2 separate regions of the Homo sapiens genome follow, and region 1 is linked to region 2. Evidence: chromatin loops called from intact Hi-C (ENCODE). Cell type or tissue: PC-3. All regions are shown on one strand.

Region 1 (5,000 bases), 140 kb after region 2:
AGGCATGAGAAATAAGGCTGGGGCTTAAATTTGCTGATAGAAAGAACTAGGCAGGTAGAAGTTTGTGTTTGGGGGCTTTCAAAATTTCCATCTTCCTCCTGAGGGACCTGGGCCCCCTCTATGCCCAATGAGTCACATATTCCTTCACCGAGAAAGGAACCACAGTAGACTTTTTTTAATAAAAATGAGTGGTATAATGACTTTCAGGCCAGGCACAGTGCTTAATTACACCTGCAATCCCAGCACTTTCAGAGGTGGAGGCAGGAGGATCACTTGAGACCAGGAGTTCAAGACTAGCCCGGGTGGCAAAGTGAGACTTTGTTTCTAAGGAAAAAAAAAAAGAACAAAATTAGCTGGGCATGGTGGCATATGCCTGTAGTCTCAGTTACTTGGGAGGCTGAATCAGGATGATTGCTTGAGCCTGGGAGGTTAAGGCTGCAGCGAGCCTTGATAGTGCCACTACACTATAGCCTGGGTGACAGAGCAAGATCCTGTCTCTAAAATATGTATATATTACACACACATACACACAAAATGGCTTTCATTATTTTCTACCAAATATCAACAGAGGGAGGTGTGTGGGTTAAGATGGGGTGATAGAGGGCAGGCTGATAGGAAAAAGGGGCCATCTGTGGACACATGTGATGCTGACAGAAGAGATCTCACTTGATCCCAACTCTGGGCCTTCACTCCAGCCCCTTCCCCATTCCCCTGAAAGCCCTTCCTCCTTTTCGTCCGCCTAAATGCTTTCCTTTCAACTTGGCATCCTTCAATAAAATAAAGAAAGAAAGAAATGCCTTCCTTCCCCCCTTGGTTAACACTCACCTCTCTCCCTCATGTGACTTCTTAGACTTATCTTACCCATACTTGATCTTTCCTTTCTCTGAAATTTTATTTCAGTTGGACTCAGGGATACCCCCTCTAAGTTGATTGCCTTTGAACGGGTCACGGTCTACAGCTCATATTTCCCCAGGTTACAAGCTCCTTGTGGGCAGGGCCATGTCCTAAACCCTGTGATATGCTCACAGCATCGAACTGTGAAGAATCTCATCTTCATTCCCAGGAGCCTGACCTAATGCAGGCCCTCTTTGTCTCTTCCCTGGGCCAGGGCAGCGCTGGCTCCTGGCACATCACTTAGCAGAAAGCACACCTGCGGTCCCACCTCCCTGCTTTTCAAATCCTCCCTCAGCTCCTCTCTCCTGCAGACTGACATTCAAGCACGTCTTCTGACTGCCAGGCCTCTCACTGGCCACGGCCCCCATCAAGCACCAGGTGCCCAAAAAAGCAGGCACATTGGCGCCTCTCTGTCCAGCACATTCCTGTCTTTCTAGAAACATACTACTAATCTTTTGAGGTGAAGCAAAAATGTCACATTGTCATTTCAGAGCGCATGCCCCAGGCAGAGTTAATTCCCTCCTTCACATTGATTCCACAGCACATTTTTGGTTTTTTTTTTTTTTTTTTTTTTTGAGATGGAGTCTCAGTCTGTTGCCCAGGCTGGAGTACAGTGGCACGATCTTGGCTCACTGCAACCTCCATCTCCCAGGTTCAAGCCATCCTCCTGTCTCAGCCCCCACTAGTAGCTGGGATTATAGGCACGCACCACCATGCCTAGCTAATTTTTGTATTTTTAGCAGAGACGGGGTTTCGCCATGTTGGCCAGACTTGTCTTGGACTTCTGATCTCTGGTCATCCACCCGCCTCGGCCTCCCAAAATGCTGGGATTACAGGCGTGAGCCACCGCGTCTGGCCACGTTTCCTGTTTTTAAAGCAGCCCATTTCTAGGCTCATTGGAAGGGGTCATGGAGCTCCGTGTCCCGGCTAAGTAGGTCCTCTGGGAGCATCAGTCCCATGACCCCCCAGTCCTTCCCTACTTTGGCACTGAACCCCACTAAAGTCTCTTTATAGCTCTTGCCCCTCAGCCTGCCCTCACCATTTTACTATTTGCATCAAGTCTTCACCTTACAGAGATGCTGCCAAGACAAATGAGATAATATGTAAAAGTGCCTTAAGCTCCAGAAGATGGACTGTGTTATCATGGCTGTAAAACTCTCTACTGGGGAAGTCAAGCTTGATGACAGTGAATCGGAAAGGGCAAGATGAAGGAAGAGGAGGAGGAGAAGGAGGAGTAGGAGGGAAAGGAGGAGGAGGAGAGGGAGGAGGGAAAGGAAAAGGAGGAGGGGGAGGAGGGGAAGGAGGAGAAGGGGGAGGAGGAAGCGGAGGAGGGAGAGGAGGAGGAGGGAGAGTCAGCATGAGCAGAAGGGCTGAACTGACCAAACCAAGACTCTTCTGCCAAACTCATCAACCAGAGGAGTCTTCTTCTGGGGGTGAGAGGGTGGTGGGCAGAGTGGGACCAGGGACCTGGCACGGGGTAGGATGCTCCCGGCCAACAGAAGGTCCATTGCCACCCGTTGGATGACTTGGCCAGCTAGCACTTGAAATCCCCCCTGTGGAAGTACAACTGACAAATGTAAGCAGCTAGGCCTCTTTAATGGGGCTCCTGGAGGACAGAGCCTGTTCCAAGAAGCATGGGTGGTGGGCGTGTTTACCTGAAGGCAGTGTTCCCTGGTTTCTCTGGAAACCACATGCCTTAGAAACAAAGGAGCTCGCACACAGCATGATTCATGGCCACCGTTTGTTCCTGTCTGCCCCTCCTGCCGTGGCTCCACTCATGGAGGGTGCCAAGGATATGCTCTTGGTTGCATGAGTAACTTGTTTTCCCCTCCAAGAGAGCTTTCATTTTCTCCCAGTCAGACTTAGTCATTACTTATTTGGTGAATTCTTAAGTGGGTGACTGAGTGGACCGTCGAGGCCTTGGAGGAGGGGGCTCGTTCTTCCTTGCAGCTTGCACAGCTGGGAGCAGGACCCTGGAAAAATGAGAGGAGGGCGCAGAGTGCATATGAGAGGCCTTTGTGGATTTTTCTCCTGACATGAGCACCCACTTCGTGCCCCCAACTCCCTTCTAATGCTCTTGTTGAGAAGCTCCCAGCAATTTCTTCAATTCAGCCAGGGACCGCCTCCTCTGGGAAGCTTTCTCAGATAACCCTGATGCCCCCTGCCCATCATTCCCCCCAATCCCCAGTTCCCGTGACACAGGATTGGTGTATCTGTCAGCCTTCCCCGCAGGATCCAGGGAGGGCAGGAACTCTCACTCCTCTTTGTATCCCCGGGGCCTGGTGCAGACCTGGAAATGCCTGTTTGTTGGCTGACTGTCAGAGCCCAGGCAGGCACAGGCCTTGTTTGGAAACCTGGGAGGGGTGGCAGGGTCCCTAACCCCTCTGGGTGCCCAGGGCTGGTCCTGGCTCTCCACTGCTTCCCACTTCCCTGCCAGCCTTTACAGACCCTTTGCCCTGCACCTCACACCCCTCTGAAAGGGTGGCAAGCCTGGTCCCAGTGGCTGCTTCAGATGCTACTCTTGAGGGCTCCTTGAGCCATGCCCTTTTGGGCCACTGTACAGTCACACATCACAGCCACCTTGTCTTTGGCAGATTATGTTCTTTTTTTTTTTTCCCTCTCTTTAATCATAGTAAAATACACATAACACAAAATTGACCATCTTAACCATTTTTAAGCGTACAGTTCACTTGTACTGATTATATTCACATTGTTGTCCAATCATGACCTCCCTTCATTTCCAGAACTTTTTCATTTTTACTAAAGTGAAACCCATTAAACCCCAATTCCCTGTTTCCCCTCCCTCCAGCCCCTGGCAACCACTGTGGTACTTTCTGTCACTATGAATTTGTGGCTACTTCTTTTAATGGTGCAAAAGTACTTAAGCACAGTGTGAGCCTGGGTCAGGGTACAGACCACCCGTACTACCTGGAGACTCCTTGGTACCAAGCCCTGTTCTGCTTAAGATGTGAGCTTGATTTTGACACTTCTCTTGTGGATGGCAGAGCCCAGAGTGGAACCCAGGTTCATTTCATTCTAAAGCCATGTCCAAAACTCCAAAGAACCAATCTTGAGTAGGGGTTGTATTAGTCTGTTTGTGTTGCTATAAAGGAATACCTAAGGCTGGGTAATTTTTAAACAAGATAGTTTTATTTGGCTCACAGTTCTGCAGGCTGCACAGGCATGGCTTCAGCATCTGCTTGGCTTCTGGTGAAGCCTCAGAAAGCTTTTACTCATGGTGAAGACAAAGGGGGAGCAGGTGTGGCATATGGTGAGAGAGGGAGCAAGAGCAGGGAGGAGGTGCCAGGCTCTTTAAACAACTAGCTCTTGCCTAAACTAATAGAGTGATAACTCACTCATTATTGAGAAGAGGGCACCAAGACATAGAACGAAGAGTCCAAGCACCTCCCATGAGGCCCCACCTCTATCATTTCAACATGAGGCCCAGGGAGAACAAGTGGCTGGCCCTCGGACATACTTTCTGTAAGTGGTAGAGGCAGGATCCTGACCCTGCCTGTCTCATCCCAGTTACCGGCTTACCCCAGTCTTAACAACACTAAAGGCATTTCAGGAACCTTGTCAGAAGAGAGCAGGGGGCTTGGGGCAAGCTGTGACTTTAGAAAGTTGTGAGCTTTGGAGTCCCTTAAACCACTCATACTTGATGGCTTATTCATGAGACCAGTTGTGTCCATGGACACCCAGGTTTCACATTTTTCTTTCCTCCTTGCTGAGGGTTTACATTCATTCATTACAAATGAATGTTGAGAGTGAACTCTCCCAGGGGTGGTGTAGTTAATACCGTTACAGCCTGAGGCCACTAGGGTCTCCATTCAGCCTTGCCTCTTGGAGGAATGATAACCGTACTAGCTCACTTTTACTAAGCACCTTCCATATGCCAGGCACTGGTTGACCCATGTAATTGCATCTAATCTTCACAATTGTCTTAGGTTGGCTTTTTTAGAAGCAGATTTGAGATGAAGATTCTCATGCAGGTGGCCTGCTGAGTGAGTGAGTGAGTGAGTGAGTGAGTGAGTGAGTGAGTGAGTGAGTGAGTGAGTGAATGCTAACAGGAGAAATTGACATGAAAGTGAGGGAAGCCAGAAAGA
Region 2 (5,000 bases):
GAGATGAATAAAGGTCCTTTGGCTAGGAAGTGCATAGCACTGGGGCGGGGACTTGCAAAGTAGTGGTAGGACTGGTGCAAACAGGGAACAGTTAGTGCAAAGGCTGAGAGTGGAGAGGGAGGCAGTGGCCAGATCACGCAGGGCTCTGGCACTGTGTGAAGAATTCTGGACTTTATTCCTAAGGGCAATGGGGAATCATGTAAGATTTTAAAGCAGGGCTGCTTATAGCCAGATTTGCTGCAGTGTGGAGAGTGCAGACACCAGGAAGAGACAATTGCAAGATAGGAAACCCTCATTATTTGCAGATAACTGGTATTGGAAAGGGACCACTGAAAGTAAAATGGAGGTCCACATTTCTTAGTAAACAGTTTTTTTTTTTTTAAAAAAAGGCTTGATCAGTATCTTACTTTGAAAGATAATACAAAAAATTATGAAAAAGTTTTCATGTGACTTTGTATTTCATGATACTTATGTAATAGTTGCAGTTTTGCGCTAGCTCTTTGAACAAGGAATGAATCAGTTGTTGACTTTTTGAGGGAGAACTCATGCTGAAAAGATGACAAGACAGCAGGAAGCAACACTTTTTGCTTCCTGCTTGAGTTTTGAGGAAGAATCATGAAAACTTTCAAAGAGTTCATTAGTTTCTCCAAGGCCGTCCTTCAATACTTTGACGCTCAAACCATTCCCTTTTCAAGGACCAGTCCTGCCTTGAACCTCAGCAGTTTTCCTTCCTCAGCTGCAAATGCTTTAGCTCTGCCAACTTCTTCTTGGTCAGTGGTACTGAAGCAGATCTCCAGTATTACTTTCATCAACTTCATGAAATCCATCGAATTGAGCAAAATGTTCAGTGTTACTTTGCAACCACCTTGCATTGTATCTGCATGTGAGGTTGGCATGGTTGGTAGTTTTAATGTTTCTAGTGTTAGGTGGGGAGGGATGGTTGGGTGAAAACTCATGAATATTTCCACATCATGACAATTTTGCTTCTTTTTGCAACCTCCTAATTACTGCTCCTGGATGATGACTATTTGGAGAAAGAGGGTCCTTTATAGTCTTACTGGGAGTGGAGGCGATGGCAGCAATGTTAGGGAGGAGGATGGGATTTGAGAGCTATTTAGGAATAAAATCAAAAGCACTTGGGAAGCAATTCGATATGAATGGAGTGAGGAAAAGGAATCAGAATGGCTTCTGGGCTTCAGCAACTGACAAACTAGTGGCTCTGATGCCTGAGATGGGAAACCTGGACAAGAAGGCAGGTGGTGGGAGTGAGATAGCAGTCCTGAGTCCTATACCAAACAGAGGGGTGGATAGGGAAGGACACCAGCAACTTCCTGGTATCATTTCAGTTTTTGTTTTCCTATAGGCAGTAGACGCTCAATAAACATTTGTTGATTCACTTGTTTGGGTTCCCTGGTGTTTGGGTTAATTGTATGTTGGGGGATAACAGTGAATAATAAGGAGGTTTATTGAGGGCTTTCTATGTGGCAGGCCCTAAGCTAGGCACCTTGCGTATCTTATCTCATTTTTATCTTTATAAGAACTCTTAAGAAGTCAGGCTGTTTTATGTTATTGCAATGTAAGGAGATGCTATCTTATGAGGTAGGTCAGAGGGTGAAAAAATGCTAGCAAGGGGTGGGGAGAGAGGGTGGTTTGTGGCAATTGGAAAGTGAGGATGAAAAGGGGCTGATGAGAAGCTATGTGTAGGTTGACAGGAGGAGGGACTCTTCCCGAAATTTCTTGCTACCTTTGTACAGAGATCTAAGGCATGTATTTCAAATGATGTGAATGTATTTACTTCAGCTTCCACATGGCACTGCAAGATTTAGGAAGGCAGAAAACTCATCATCTTGCTAGAACTAGTCCTGGCTCTGACACTGCCTGGCCTTGGGGGGTCACTTGAACTCAGGGCCTCAGCTTTACTTGTCTGGCAAATGGGCATTAAATAGCCACTTTGTCTTGTGCAAAGCACAGGCAGATTCAAATACAGGAAATGTTAAAGGAAAAACTTTAGACAAAATAAATGTGACAAAGTTTATTTGAGCAAAGAAGGATTCATGATTTGGGCAGCCCTCAAAACCAGAAGAGGTTCAGAGAGCTCCACTGCAGCAGCGTGGGCTTTTAGAGGCTGAATATGGAAGTAAGACAAATACAACACATTTGATTGATTACAGTGGAAAGACTGGTTTTAGAGGTTAGTTTGTGGTTTCTGATCAGTAAAGTTTCTAGTTTCATTTTACTGTTTGCATTGGGCTTTGGCTTGCTTAGGTAAAAACTTACAGTGGTGTAGCTTCCCCAGCCTGATGGCTTCCCGATTAAAATGATTGTAACAGAAGGCACTCTCCTTGTGCAATACACTGATGAGGGTGTGGCTTATGTGATTTCAACTCTTGGAGGGTGAAGGGCTGAGCCTATAGTACATTTTTTTCTCATCTGCATTTTCTAGGAACTTACCCTGTCCAAAAGCCATCTTGTTAATCTACTTTATTTTATTTTATTTTTTTATTTTTTGAGATGGAATCTTGCTCTGTGAACCAGGTTGGAGTGCAGGGGCACTATCTCGGCTCACTGCAACCTCTGCCTCCCAGGTTCAAGCAATTCTCCTGCCTCAGCCTCCCGAGTAGCTGAGATTACAGGTGTGGGCCACCACGTCCAGCTAATTTTTGTATTTTTAATAGAGACAGGGTTCCACCATGTTGGCCAGGCTGGTCTCAAACTCCTGACCTCAGGTGATCCACCCACCTTGGCCTCCCAAAGTGTTGGGATTACAGGCATGAGCCACCTCACCTGGCCAGATTAACCTACTTTAATTCTACATTAGCAGGATTTATTGTGGGCAACTTCCAGATGTGCAAGGTCCATTAGGCTGAGGTACATTTGTAGGTTCAAAGAAGGTGCAGAGAACGAGTGCTTTAAATCTGACTCAGCGCAGGCAGGTGGTAACGGGGTGAATGGATTAGGACAGAGCAGGGCCCCAGCATAGGGACTCATGTTCTAACTGTGTGTGTGGGCTTCTGCCTGACATTATTTCCTTCGGTTCTATGTTGTTTGTTTGAGGGAGAGTAGGGACCACAGAGCCTGGGGTGTCAGCAGAAGCCCCTGCCTACGATTCCCGGAGGCACTGAAGGTCCTCTTTTGTCCTGAATATGGAAAGGCCAGGGAATTGTTCCTTATCAGCAAAGAAGCAGTTGCTTATTGGGAGAGATTATACTCAGGCGGGGAGAGAGAAGCTGGCTTACCCACGGGGGAACATTAAACAAGATACTCCAGAGGCACTCTAAAAATATCATACCTGCTGTTACATATACAGTCATGTGTATCTTTGATATCTTTTATATCCTGATGTCCTCTCTAGCCAACTGGAGACCACATACACACACACACACACACCCCATACAGTCTTCCCTCGGTATCTGTGGGGTACTGGTTCCAGGATCCCCAGGAATACCAAAATCCACAGATGCTCAAGTCCCTGATATGAATGATGTAGTATTTGCAGATAGCCCATGCATATCCTCCCATATACTTTAAATCACCTCTGGATTACTTATAATACTTAATACAGTGTAAATGTTATGTAAATAGTTGTTATATGGTATCATTCAGGGAATCATGATAAGAAAAAAGTCTGTACATGTTCAGTACAGACAAAGCCATCCATTTTTTTCAAATATTTTCAACCTGCAGTTGGTTGAACCCATGGATATGGTACCCATGGATACAGAAGGCCAACTGGAGATATATACAGATATCCCTAAACATTTCGCTTGTTACAAGTAAGTCCTTTTTGCTCAGTATCAGATGATCTTGCACAATAAACTGTGAGGTCCAAACTCATTTTACAGATTAGAAAACTGAGAATCCTAGGAGTCAAGTGATTGCTGCCAGACACTCAGCAGGCAAGTAAGGGTCCAGGGCTTTGAACACAGGATTTCTGAGTTCAAAACCTGTGCTATTTCTACTCTACTAAGTTTGTAGCCTTCTCAAGGGCAGAGATGGTGATCTTTAGGTCTCTCTTGTCCCAGTGTCCTGCAGATGGCCCCGCACATGGTGATGCTTGGCAAGTGCTGGTGAGTGATGATGGCATACAGGAGCTACCCCTTAAGCCGGAAGGGAGAGGAACTCCAGGAGGGTTGGAGGCTGGTGCAAGATGGGGGAGATTTACTAAGTGATTCTAAGAGGACGGGAACTTAAACAGAGGATCCTGCTAGGGTGCTCAGGAGTAGGAACCTGGCTGACTCATTCACTCCCCAGTCCCATGTGCCACCTGGTCAGCCTGCCCAGGTGCTGCTGCTGGATGGTGATGGGAATCAGGGGAGCAGGTGACAGGAGCAAACAGGAGTACTGAGGATGCTAAGAAGTCATGGCAGAGCTGGAGCCAGGCGTTACCAGGGCTGGTAGGCATCTGTGCTCCAGGGCTAGGCTGGGGGAAAGGGCAGAGGTGGAGTGTGGCTACAGATAGTGCTAGGGCTGCAGGATGGGGGCACTGGAGACCCAGTCAAGCTGCTGTCTGCCAGGTTCAGAAAAGTCTAGATTACCTCTGGTCACAGTGGGTTGGCATCTGTATCATTTGGAGGGAATGAAGAATGGTATAATTATATGGCTTGTGGGAGGTCAAAAAGTCAGTCTCTCAAATCCAGGTAGACCTGAGTCTAACCATGATATACGCGAAGTCTTCAGAGAGGTGAGTGTCAGAAGGTCGGGGAGATGAGGCTCTACTTGAGGCATGGGGAACAAACTTGAGAAGCAAGTCAGAGCCTTCCTTTGAATGCCAAAATTTGATTTTAGCCAGAGAAGGCAGAAGTGGGAGAAAAAGGGGGGAAACAGAAAGCGGGTCCCAGAAAGCTTTACTAGTGATAGACTACTCAAGGTCTGAGTTTTCAAATAACCTTTGATACAATTACACTGAGGTGAATTCAGTCAGTAAGAATTTTAGCTTTACTAGTGATCGACTACTCAAGGTCTGAGTTTTCAAATAACCTTTGATACAATTACACTGAGGT

Evidence for each region. Peaks named below come from ENCODE experiments on the same cell type or tissue, not always from the same donor. Only the 100,000 strongest peaks of a DNase experiment are listed, where the experiment ranks them.
Region 1: it touches region 2 in a loop (2.5-fold over the local background); 1 of 110 quality-filtered maps calls a loop at or near these places.

The regions. Positions count from the first base shown.
Region 1 is chr1:223,498,382-223,503,381 of GRCh38, reverse strand. No RefSeq gene overlaps it. Among named protein-coding and RNA genes, the nearest start is that of CCDC185, 110 kb to the right of the region's middle. In PC-3, no CTCF peak of the experiment used is centred here; a DNase peak (open chromatin) is centred at 2,651; H3K27ac peaks cover 2,365 bases.
Region 2 is chr1:223,636,748-223,641,747 of GRCh38, reverse strand. The region is part of intron 2 of CAPN8 (calpain 8); the gene reads left to right. Among named protein-coding and RNA genes, the nearest start is that of CAPN8, 26 kb to the left of the region's middle. In PC-3, no CTCF peak of the experiment used is centred here; a DNase peak (open chromatin) is centred at 2,237; H3K4me3 peaks cover 807 bases; H3K27ac peaks cover 1,948 bases.